Linked DNA regions of Homo sapiens: region 2 is linked to region 1. The links are chromatin contacts, found by Hi-C or POLR2A ChIA-PET in ENCODE. All regions are on one chromosome and are shown on one strand. Each heading gives the region's core, a stretch centred on a gene start or an enhancer-like site at or near the end of the contact. The rest is flanking DNA. Distances are from core to core; before and after follow the strand shown.

The links. A loop is a pair of places that touch in the nucleus more often than their neighbours do. ChIA-PET counts read pairs that join two places held with the same protein, here RNA polymerase II (POLR2A). Pooled maps may share reads with other maps.
Region 2: a loop to region 1 is called in a map with no recorded cell type, with 7 times the contacts of the local background. The contact joins the promoter of OAS2 here to the promoter of RPL6 in region 1. A Hi-C loop is called at or near these places in 1 of 37 single-sample maps with no recorded cell type and 10 of 50 pooled maps. POLR2A ChIA-PET finds 5 or more read pairs at or near these places in 1 of 52 experiments (activated CD8-positive, alpha-beta T cell).

The regions. Positions count from the first base shown.
Region 1 is chr12:112,406,373-112,411,946 of GRCh38, forward strand. It overlaps RPL6 (ribosomal protein L6), which reads right to left and starts at 3,233. Exons shown (of 7, transcript NM_000970.6): 1 at 3,215-3,233; 2 at 2,048-2,284; 3 at 1,868-1,966; 4 at 375-518. The coding sequence starts at 2,284. RefSeq lists an enhancer at 2,864-3,043.
Region 2 is chr12:112,975,433-112,981,006 of GRCh38, forward strand. It overlaps OAS2 (2'-5'-oligoadenylate synthetase 2), which reads left to right and starts at 3,087. Exons shown (of 10, transcript NM_002535.3): 1 at 3,087-3,353. The coding sequence starts at 3,177. RefSeq lists enhancers at 2,632-3,441, 3,662-3,741, 3,912-3,991, 4,102-4,251.

The DNA of each region.
Region 1 (5,574 bases), core at 1,983-4,482:
CTGCAATTAAAAACTGACTTCTGAATTCATAAAATCACAGGCATCTAAATTTGGGTAAAGGAAATTTCTACATGTATATGTATACAGCTCGGCAGTTCTGGAAGCAACCACAGCAAGCTACTAAGGTAGTACTCCAGACATAAACACGTTTTTGAGTAAATGAACATGTGTAACATAATCAACAGCAGGAAATGGCTAATAAATCACCATGGATTACACTTCTTATTTGCAACAACTAAGTTGTATCTTGCAGATCATTTCCCCTTGCCCCAAACATAGGTAAATAAAGGAAAAGTACACCTAGCGTGCAAACGCATTGCCACCAGGCACCCCAGGCAGCTGCAGTGAAGCGCCCCAAGCACAGGTACTCTCACCTTGCCCCTGTGGCGTCCAGTGAGGATGATCAGAATGGTCCCGGGGGTAATGCTGGCTCGCAGTTTTCTCACGTGCTGACTGAAGGGTTTTTTGCCGTGGCTCAACAGCTTTCGAGGCACATCTTCAGTAGGATAATATCTAGGCTGTGGAGAGTCCATAGATCCAACTTATTTAAATAAGCCATTCAGATTACTAGAAGCAAGCTATGTCAGCCAAACTTTTGCTACAGCCTTTTTATTTTAAAGTATAATACTGTATTTATATGATTCCATTTTCATTTCTGCTAAGTAGACTTGGAAAAGGTCAATTATGCTTCTGCATCCTGTGTGCAAAAAAGGAGACACCATTTAATGAATGAGATGTGTGCTCAAGCAAAGAAAGCATCAAGCAAGTCACCTTTGCAATCTTGAGCAAAAACTAAACCTCAGAGATTACACGTGTGACATGCCACATTTTGCAGATTAGGGATACATGGCTTGTTTTCCAATTCAAGTAAAGTGTGTCCATATCCTAGCCACTTCATCTGATCCTCACAGCAACAAGTCTTACTCCCACTTCATCCACAAAGGAAAACAAATTGCATAAAGCCAGACACTAGGACTGGCAGATCATTTATTGCAGAAGTTAGACACCATGCAAGGGCCATTAAAGACATGACTACAAATAACTCACAATAACCTATTTCCAACTATACCATATCATTAGTGCAGTCTCACTTTCACCACAAACATGATCACCTAATGGGAAAACGAGTTCACAAAACAACTGTCATCTTCCCTCTCATGCAGTAATCTTCAACTGTGAAACTGTATGGTGTTAACTTATTTGGGAATGTTCCCATAATGAAAATTACAGAGCAAATCCTGAGATTACATTGGGTCTTGTGTGTGGTAAAGGGGGCCAAGAAACACTGCTCTAGTGGGAAATGTTCTATAGAACAGGCTATGTATTATTTCATTTAATCTCCATAAAAACTCTTTGAGGTAAACCCTCATTCCCATCTTATCTTTTTTTGAGATGAAGCCTCCCTCTGTCGCCCAGGCTGGAGTGCAGTAGTGCAATCTCTGCCTCCCGGGTTCAAGCGATTCTTCTGCCTCAGCCTCCAGAGCAGCTGGGACTACAGGCACGCAACCAGCTAATTTGTATATTTTTACTAGAGATGTGGTTTCACCATGTTGGCCAGGCTGGTCTTGAACTCCTGACCTCAGGTGATCTGCTCGCCTCAGCCTCCCAAAGTGCTGGGATTACAGGCATTAGCCACCACACTCAGCCTCATTCCCATATTATATGCAAAGGAACAAAGCACAGACGAGTAATTTAAATTACTTAAGATTAACAGTAAATGTTGAAGCCAAGTTACAAACCCAGAGCCCTTTATTTTCTATCAGAAATTCTCCGGTATGCAGAAACTTACAGTATCTAAGTATTCAAAAACATCTTCACAGTATTCAAGCATAAACAGAAAATCCAATTTACAGTCCCCACATCTTACCATTTTGCGAAGTTTAACCACCCGGGTACCGCCGTTCTTGTCACCACCAACTGGTTTTGTAACAGTTGCGAGAACCTTCTCCTTCTTTTTCTTTTCAACCTACAAGGACACAAATGCATCAACAGTAAGAGAATGCCAATTAAGGTTAAGACATAATGGTCCGTGGTCCTCTTCCCTTACCTTGGATTTAGCGGCTGAGTACTTCCTCTTGTACATGGCCTTTCTGGAATACATGGCAGATCGGGAATACCTGCCAATTCCTCTGACAAGGACAGGGTTGCGGCTGCAATGGGGCTTCCCCTTCTTGGGCTTTTTAGCTTTGAGGTTACCCTTTTTCACCTTGCCACCAGCATCAACCTTCTTGGCTTCGGGTTTCTTCTCTTTAGTATCTGGCTTCTCAACTTTTTCACCCGCCATCTAAAAATATTTTTTTGTAGATAAAAAAAGGCATTTCACCAGTCATCTCTCTAACAAGACAATAATGAACCTGTACATGAATGGGCTGGGCTCCCCAGACTACAATCCCTCCCCCGGTAAGATACAGGCCTTCCTCTCAAACTCTACCCATTCTACTCCAACCTTCACTATGACTCATTTGGGGTTTGTCTCCCCAATACACTATAAACTTTTTTTTTGAGAATTTGAAACTACCTCACACCTATTAGGTTTTTTGCCAAATACTGAGCGGTCAGAAGTCCGTACAACCATTATTTTTTATTACTGTTTTGCGAATTAGAAAACTTAGATGCAGAATGTGTCCACAGGTTAGAAGCACCAAGACCAGAACTTGAAATCCCTTACTTTCAGTACCTTTCGTCTTAACCCTTAAGACCAGTGTCTCTTTTCAAGAAACTCGATTTAGGAATTGCGGACACAAACGGAATCAGCCCAAATTGAGCCAGAGAAAAAGATCGCAAAGACCAAGAGGCGACTTCCGGTCGGGGACGCTGGGAGACGCGAAACCTTTTGGCTTCAGTGCGGAACCCCAACGTGGCTGCGACAGGCTCAGTGTCATCCTCTGGAACCCAGGACCAGGAACACAGTGCACGCGCCGTCTCCCCGCTTCCTCTAACACCCACCAGTCTGCTACGGGTCCCCGAAAGGGCCTCGTTCCCCCAGCCCAAGAGAGTGGCGAAGAACCGGAGGGAGCCACTACGGCATTCTACCTCACCCTCTTTGTGCCCTGCCGCAAACCCAAACAACAAAAATGAAGCGTCTGGAAGGCCTCTCAGTTAGCCTTGGACATGTCCGACCCCTGTAGGTGTCGACTGGATGCCCTCCAGGTTCGGATGGCGAAGGATTGGGAGTCCTGAACTCAAGTCTTGCAGACAGGCCCGCGATTCTTACCTTGCAAGATGGGAAAGAGAATTAAGGTCCCGGCTTCCGGTCTATAAGCAATCATGGGAAGTGCGAGTCTCACTTCCTTCCGGATCTGGGGCATCATGGGGAATGTAGTATTTCCCCGTTAAGAAAAAAGTAGTAAATCCTAGGCCGGGTGCGGTGGCTCACGCCTGTAATCCCAGCCCTTTGGGAGGCCGAGGCAGGAGGATCCTCTGAGGTTGGCAGTTCGAGACCAGCCTGGCCAACATGGTGAAATCCCGTCTCTACTAAAAATACAAAAGGTAGCCGGGCGTGGGTGGTGCGTGTCTGTAATGACAGCCAGTCGAGGCGCGGAGGCAGGAGAATCACTTGAATCTGGAGGTGGAGATTGCAGTGAGCCAAGATCGCGACACTGCGCTCTAGGCAACAGAGCAAGATTCTCAAAAAAGAAAAAAAAAAAAAAAAGGGCCGGACACGGTGGCTCACGCCTGTAATCCCAGCACTCCAAAGATCGTGCCACTGCGTGCCACCGCACTCCAGCCTGGGAAATAGAGCCAGACTCAGTCTCAAAACAATAACAACAACAAAAAAAAGAAAAAAAGAAAAAAAATTAGCCGAGTGTGGTTGTTAGTGCCTGTAGTCCCAGCTATTCGGGAGGCTAAGGCGGGAGGATCACTTGAGTCTTGGAGGTCTGGGCTGCAGTGCAGTGAACTCTAATCTTGTCACTTGAGATTAGGTCAGTGGTCCCCTCTTCCCTTACCTTGGATTTAGCGGCTGACTACTTCCTCTTGTACATGGCCTTTCTCATTCCCGTCCTCCGGCCTGGCCTACAGAATGAGACTCTGTCTTAAAAAAAGTAAAAAAAAATTAAAGTGAGGATAACAATAGTAACTTACTTCATAAGGATGTTGGGAACATTAAATAATATATACAACAGTACTGAGAAGCATATTTGATTATTTGATGGATGGTAAATGCTACATAAGTGTTAGCTCTTTTTTTTTTTTTTTTTTTTTTTTTTTTTTTTTTTTTGAGATGGAGTCTCGCTCTGTCACCCAGGCTGGAGTGTGGTGGCACGATCTTGGCTCACGGCAACCTCTGCCTCCTGGGTTCAAGTGATTCTCCTGCCTCAGCCTCCCAAGTAGCAGGGATTACAGGCGCACACCACCATGCCCAGCTAATTTTTTGTATTTTTAGTAGAGACAGAGTTTCACCATGATGGCCAAGCTGGTTTTGAACTCCTGACCTCAAGTAATCCACCCGCCTCAGCCTCCCAAAGTGCTAGGATTACAGGCGTGAGCCACCGCACCTGGCGAACTGTTAGCTCTTGTTATTGTCACCATCACCACTACAATCATCTGATCATCAACATCCTAGTTGTTGTCAAGTATTCTGCTAAAGTTTATGCATGGGAGATAATAGGCAATATTGCATACAATGTGCCTTGCTTTATTTCATTTAATTCTCCCAACAACCTGTGAATGATACTATTATGAGGAAACTGAGTCTCAAGGACATTAAGTAACTTGCTCACAGCATAGATCTGATTCCAAAGATTGCACTCTTAACCATTAGGCTGCAAGATTAAAGAGATGATTAATGAAGATGCATGAGAGTTTTGCTCATGTTAGAATTAAAAATAAGAATATTTATTATCTTTTACAAAATACACAACACAGTATATGTGATAGTTCTTTACTGCTTCAAAGCCCTTAAGCCAACATGTACACATTTGTAATACCTTCTAGCTTGCGTTTTCCATTTTCCTCCATTCGTTTCTTTCTGGTTGCTAGAGCTTTTCACCTTGATTTTTTCAGATCGAAACCACCTGCTTCATGGCTGTGTCTCTGGGAATCATTTAGCCTTTTTCTGGTTCTGATTCACTGAGGATACAAATACAATGATCAGATGAACACTGCCCTTTTTTTTGAGAATGGGAATGTCAGCAGCTTTATTTGTTTAGCTTCCTCAGCAAAGCACCTCTTAGAAACTTCAACTGCAGAAAATGTACCACAATGAATGAATGAGATGCACAGTTGCTTACGTGGGCCCCTCAAAATTGCTGGCAATCTCAGATAATTTCACCTAGTGAACGCCCCAAAATATGTGTTGAATGACCTGTCATTAAAATAAAAACGTAGATGAACCCCCTCTTGTGTTTTGTTGCGGTATTGCAAAATTTACAATTCATTAGTTGGGCAAAATACCATGTTAGTTATAAAGTAAATGTTTTTATTAAGTTTAGTTTTGCCATATATAAAATTCTCTGAAATTTGTGCAGCACTTTAATCACAAAGCAGACATTTTTGCAGACACTTAATCTTTTTTTTTTTTTTCTGAGATGGAGTCTTGCTCTGTCGCCCAGGCTGGAGTGCAGTGCCGTGATC
Region 2 (5,574 bases), core at 1,837-4,336, 570 kb after region 1:
ATGCCATCACAGGATGGTGGGTGAGGCCCCTTGGGAGCTAGGCTCACTGATAGCAAAAGGGATGGTGGAACCCTGGAGTAAGAGAGGCCAGGAGATGGCACCCATTAGGGGACACAGTGCTCACCATGAGTGGTAGGGCCCAGGATTGGCCAGGAGGGGCTGGCCTGCAGAACATGGAGATGACCCTTAAATCTTGGTGTTCATAGGGACAGACTAGATGGGCCACAAGCAGGCAGCTACTCAACTTACGCCATCAAAATACCTCAAGAATGAACGCCGAGGAAACTTCCCCCAGTAAAAACATCACCATTGCTTTCCTAGTGGGCTTCCCAGGAAACACGTCTGTCACATACGTCAGCTAAATGTCATGTGTGAGCCTAGATGTTGGCGGGGGTGCGGATGCTATAAAGAAGAGTATTGGAATCGTTGGTAAATTTTTCAATATAAGAATGTATTTATGGCTGGATGCAGTGGCTTACACCTATAATTCTACCACTTTGGGAGGCCGAGGCAGGCAGATCACTTGAGCCCAGGAGTTCGAGATCAGCCTGGGCAACATGGTGAGACCCTACCTGTACAAAAAAATACAAAAATTAGTCAGACATGGTGGTGTGTGCCTGTGGTCCCAGCTACTCAGGAAGCTGAGGCAGAAGAATCGCTTGAGCCTGAGAGGTTGAGGCTACAGTGAGCCGAGATTGTGCCACTGCACTCCAGCCTGGGTGACAGTGAGACTCTGTCTGTCTCAAAATATATATTTATACAATATTTATATAATAAACGTATATTTATTATATATGTTATATAAATTATATATTATATAAATTATACAAAATTATATTTATTATATATGTTATGAGATGATAGCATTGTATCAATGATAAAAGTCTGAATTGGACCATTGTTCTGTGCTTCTGTAACACAATATTCTTGCTCTTAGGAGATATAGGTTGAAGCATTTAGGAGTAAAGGGACATAAATCATGCAACATGCATTCAAATGGTTCAGGAATAAAAATACTCATGAAGGGCTGGGCGTGGTGGCTCAGGTCTGTAATCCCAGCACTTTGGGTGGCTGAGGTGGGAAGATCGCTTGAGGCCAGGAGTTCGAGCCCAGCCTGGGCAACATGGTGACATCATGACCCCCATTTCTACCAAAAAATTTTAAAAATTTAGCCAGGCATGGTGGTGCATGCCTATAGTCCCAGCTACTCAGGAGGCTGAAGTAGGAAGATTGCTTGAGCTTGGGAGGGTGAGGCTACAGTGAGCTATAATCACGCCACTGCACTCCAGCCTGGGTGACAGAGTGAGACTCTGTCTCAAAAACAAAACAAAACAAAAACCTCCTAAAATGTATAAATAGCAAGAAAATGAGGGGCAAATGTGGTAAAAAATATAATGGCTAAAAAGTCTAAGGAAGTTCTTTGTGTGCATCTTGTAAATTTTCTCAGCATTTCAAATTACTTCAAAATAAAGTGTTTTTTTAAATAACAAATAAAGCACAGGCTTTGGAGTCAGGCAGTGTGTTAGTGTGAGAACCTAGCCTGACAACTTCCTAGCTGTGTGATCACGGGCAAATGTTTCCACCTTTGTGAGCCTCCATGTTCTCATCTGAAAAAGGAACCTTAGGACTACGCCTGCCCAGCCTGCCTACCTCTCGGTGTTGCAGTAAAAGTTGGATAAGGGCAGGAAAGGCCCTTAATGAGCATGTGCATTAATCGAGGTTTTTCCAGAACTAACAGGGTATTTATATTTATTTTGAGGTATTTATTTTAAGGAATTGGCTCATGTGATTGTGGAGGCTGGCAAATCCAAAATCGGCAGGGTAGACTGGCAGGTGGGAGACCCAGGAAGGAGTTGCTGCTGCAAGTGGAGGCCAAGGCACTGCAGCCGAATTCCCTCTTCCTTGGGGGAGCTCAGTCTTTAGTCTATTAAGGCCTTCAACTGATTGAATCAGGCCCACCACCTTACAGATGATAATCCACTTTACTCAAAAAAAAAGTCTACCAATGTAAATGTTAATCTTATCTTTAAAAAATACCTTCACAAAAAGATCTAGGATAATGTTTGACCAAATATCTGGGTACCTGGGCTCAGCCAACTTGACACATAAAATTAACCATCCCAGTATGGAAGGGCCCTGGTCCCCCACTACATCTTGGAGATTTTTGCCTTCTCTGTGAATTATTATTGCTGGGCCAAGGCAGCTGGCTGGGAGTCCTCTGCGAGTTTTGTTTTCAAAGCTCTGGGCACAGGAGTTGCATGTCTGTCTCCTTTCTGGCTCACACACTTGGGGTGTGTTTTCTTGCCCTTGCGAGGCTGGACAAGTGCCTCATACGGTCCCTCGGCTGTCCACAAGTGTGCTGAGAAACTGGACACACAGAGGTTCCCACCCGCTGACCACACGGGGGCCTGTGTTTACCCAGAAGCAGACCAAAACCTGAGTCCAGCTAGGTCCCTGCTTTGCTGTGTGTCCCTGAGCAAGTCAGTTCCCTCTCTGGGTCTCTTTTTCCTCTCTGCCGCTTTCCCTGAATGTGAGTTCCCTGGCCACTGAGAACAGGGGGAAAGGGACAGAGCCTCAAAAGATGACCTGTGCGCCCCTGCTTCTAAGCACTTTGCAGGTATTATTTAATCATCAAGCTAATCCTACGAGAGAGCTGCCATTTTCCCCCAGCTTACAGATGGGGGAATTGAGGCGCGAAGAGGGCAGGCGATGTGCTCAAGGACAGACATCTAGCAGGTATGAAGCCCTCACAATGGGGTTCTAGAGGCTGTTTAGTTAACCTCAAGTTTTGGGGAGCCCCTGAAGGGCTGGTCACCACGCTGCCGGGGACAGGGAAAGCCTCTGAGCTTGAGTCAGTTTTGGTTTCCCTGCTGGGGTGCAGGAGTCAGTAAACCTTGCTGCAAGGGGCGGGGAAGAGCATTTGAGCTTAAGTTAGTTTTGGTTTCCCTGCCCCGGATGCAGGAGTTGGTAAACTCACTGCAAGGGGCAGGGCAGAGCCTCTGAGCTTAAGTTAGTTTTGTTTCCCTGTCCCGGATACAAGAGTTGGTAAGCTCGCTGCAGTGGGTGGAGAGAGGCCTCTAGACTTCAGTTTCAGTTTCCTGGCTCTGGGCAGCAGCAAGAATTCCTCTGCCTCCCATCCTACCATTCACTGTCTTGCCGGCAGCCAGCTGAGAGCAATGGGAAATGGGGAGTCCCAGCTGTCCTCGGTGCCTGCTCAGAAGCTGGGTTGGTTTATCCAGGAATACCTGAAGCCCTACGAAGAATGTCAGACACTGATCGACGAGATGGTGAACACCATCTGTGACGTCCTGCAGGAACCCGAACAGTTCCCCCTGGTGCAGGGAGTGGCCATAGTGAGTCCAGGGCTGAGGTTGGGTCTCTGGGAGGCAGGAGATTCCACGGCGGCAGCAAGGCCGAGCTACTGGGTGCTGGGTGCCTATTATGTGCGAGGCCCACACTTGGGTGGGATGTGGTGTAGGAGTCTCAGGCTCTGGAGCAGGCGCTTGCTCCAGAGCTGTGTGACACTGGGCAGGCTACTTAACCTCTCTGTGCCTCAGTCTCTGACTCTGTAAAATGGGGAGAGGCATAATACCCACTTCAGAGTATCGTAAGGCTTGAGCACATCATGTTCTTAGCAAAAGACTGGCAGTGCTCAGTGAATTCACTGTGATTACTCACTGCGATTTTCTTCTATCCTCTCCACAGTACAGAGGAGTAAACTTAGGGAGGCTAGAGAACTTTGTTCAAACTACCCAGGTTGCCTTGTGGTTTCTCCGCAGCAAGAAGGAGTGGCTTTTATCAGTTAGAAATATTTGGTTTTGTGGACACAAATCTCAGGACTGAGGCTGAAAATTCTGGACCTCTGGGGAGGAAGGGGGACTGGGGAGATGCCAGGACCCTAGAATTGGGGGCGTGGGGGTCCTGATGGCCCAATACTATCCTCTTAGCCTCCTGAGCTGCTGACGTCCCTTCTCTGCTGCTGCCACACTTTTTGGTCTCTACCCCTTGCACACATCCGCTAGTGCCTCAATAAAGAAATCTAGACACGTGGTGTCCCCAGCCCTGGCCCAGGCCAGCAAGCTAAGGCAAGTTTGGTTAATAGCTATTGTCAGAACTGGGATTTTAAGCCTGGGTAATTGGCTTGAGGGCATGCATGTTTAACCACTACACTATCCTGCCTCTCAATTTTTTTTTCCTCATGGAAGTAAAACAGAAAAAGTGCCCAGATCAAAGTGTCCAGCTTGATAGGTAGCCACAAACAATGTAACTGTGTAACCCCCACCCAGATCCAGAAACAAAACATTCTCAGCCCCCCAGAGCCCTGGGCCCCCGATCCAGTCAGCACCTCCAAACCCAGGTAGGCAATCTCCTGACTTCTAACAGCATAGACACGTTTTGCCTGTTTTTAAACGTTTTACAATTATAGGGTGACCAACTATCCCAGTTCATCCAAGATTGGGGTGTTTCCTGGGATGTGGGACTCTTGGTGTGAAAGCTGGGAATGTAAACCAGGATGCATGGGTGAACCCTACATAAATGGCATCATGGGCTCTGTGTGCTTTAGTGCGTGGTTTCTCTGACCTATGATGTTTATGAAATTTATGTTGTGGGGTACAGTTGTTTATCTTTTCATTGTTGTGTCAATTCCATTATGTGAATATTCCACATTTGTCCATTCTACTGTGTTTTTTTATTTTTACATAATTGTGCATATTTATATGGGGTACATGTGATATTTGGACACATGGATACAATGTGAAATGATCAGGGTAGTTAGGATATCCATCACCTCAAACATTGATCATTTATTTGTGTTGAGAACAGTTCAGATCTTCTCTTCTAACTATTTTGAAATATATAATAAATTATTGTTAACTATAGTCACCCCATTGTGCTATCAAACACTAGAATTTATCCCTTCTATCTAACTGTATGTTTGTATCCATTAACCAACTTCTCTTCATTTCCTCCTCTACTTCCCAGCCTCTGGTAACTATGATCCTACTCTCTACCTCCATGAGATCAACTTTTTTTAACTTCCACATAAACACATGCAATATTGTCTTTCTATGCCTGACTTATTTCATTTAACATAATGACCTCTAGTTCCATGCACATTGCTGCAAATGACAGAATTCCATTCTTTTTGTGTCTGAATAGTATTCTATTGTGTATATATACTACATTGTCTTTATCCATTCAGCTGCTGATGGATACGTTGGTTGATTCCATATCTTGGCTTTTGTGAATAGTGCTGCAATAAACATGAGGGTGCAGTTATCCCTTTTTTGGATAAATACCTAGTAGTGGGATTGCTGGATTGAATGGCAGTGCCATTTTTATTTTTTTTAGAAACCTCCATACTGTTTTCCGTAATGACTGTGCTAATTTACATTCCCACCAACAGTGTGTAAGATTCCCTTTACTCCAAATCCTTGCTAGCGTTTATTTTTTGTCTTTTTGATAATAGCTATTCTAACTGGGGTGAGATGGTATCTCATTGTGGTTTTGATTTGCATTTCCCTAGTGATTAGTGATGTCAAGCATTTTTTCATATACCCATTGGCCATTTTG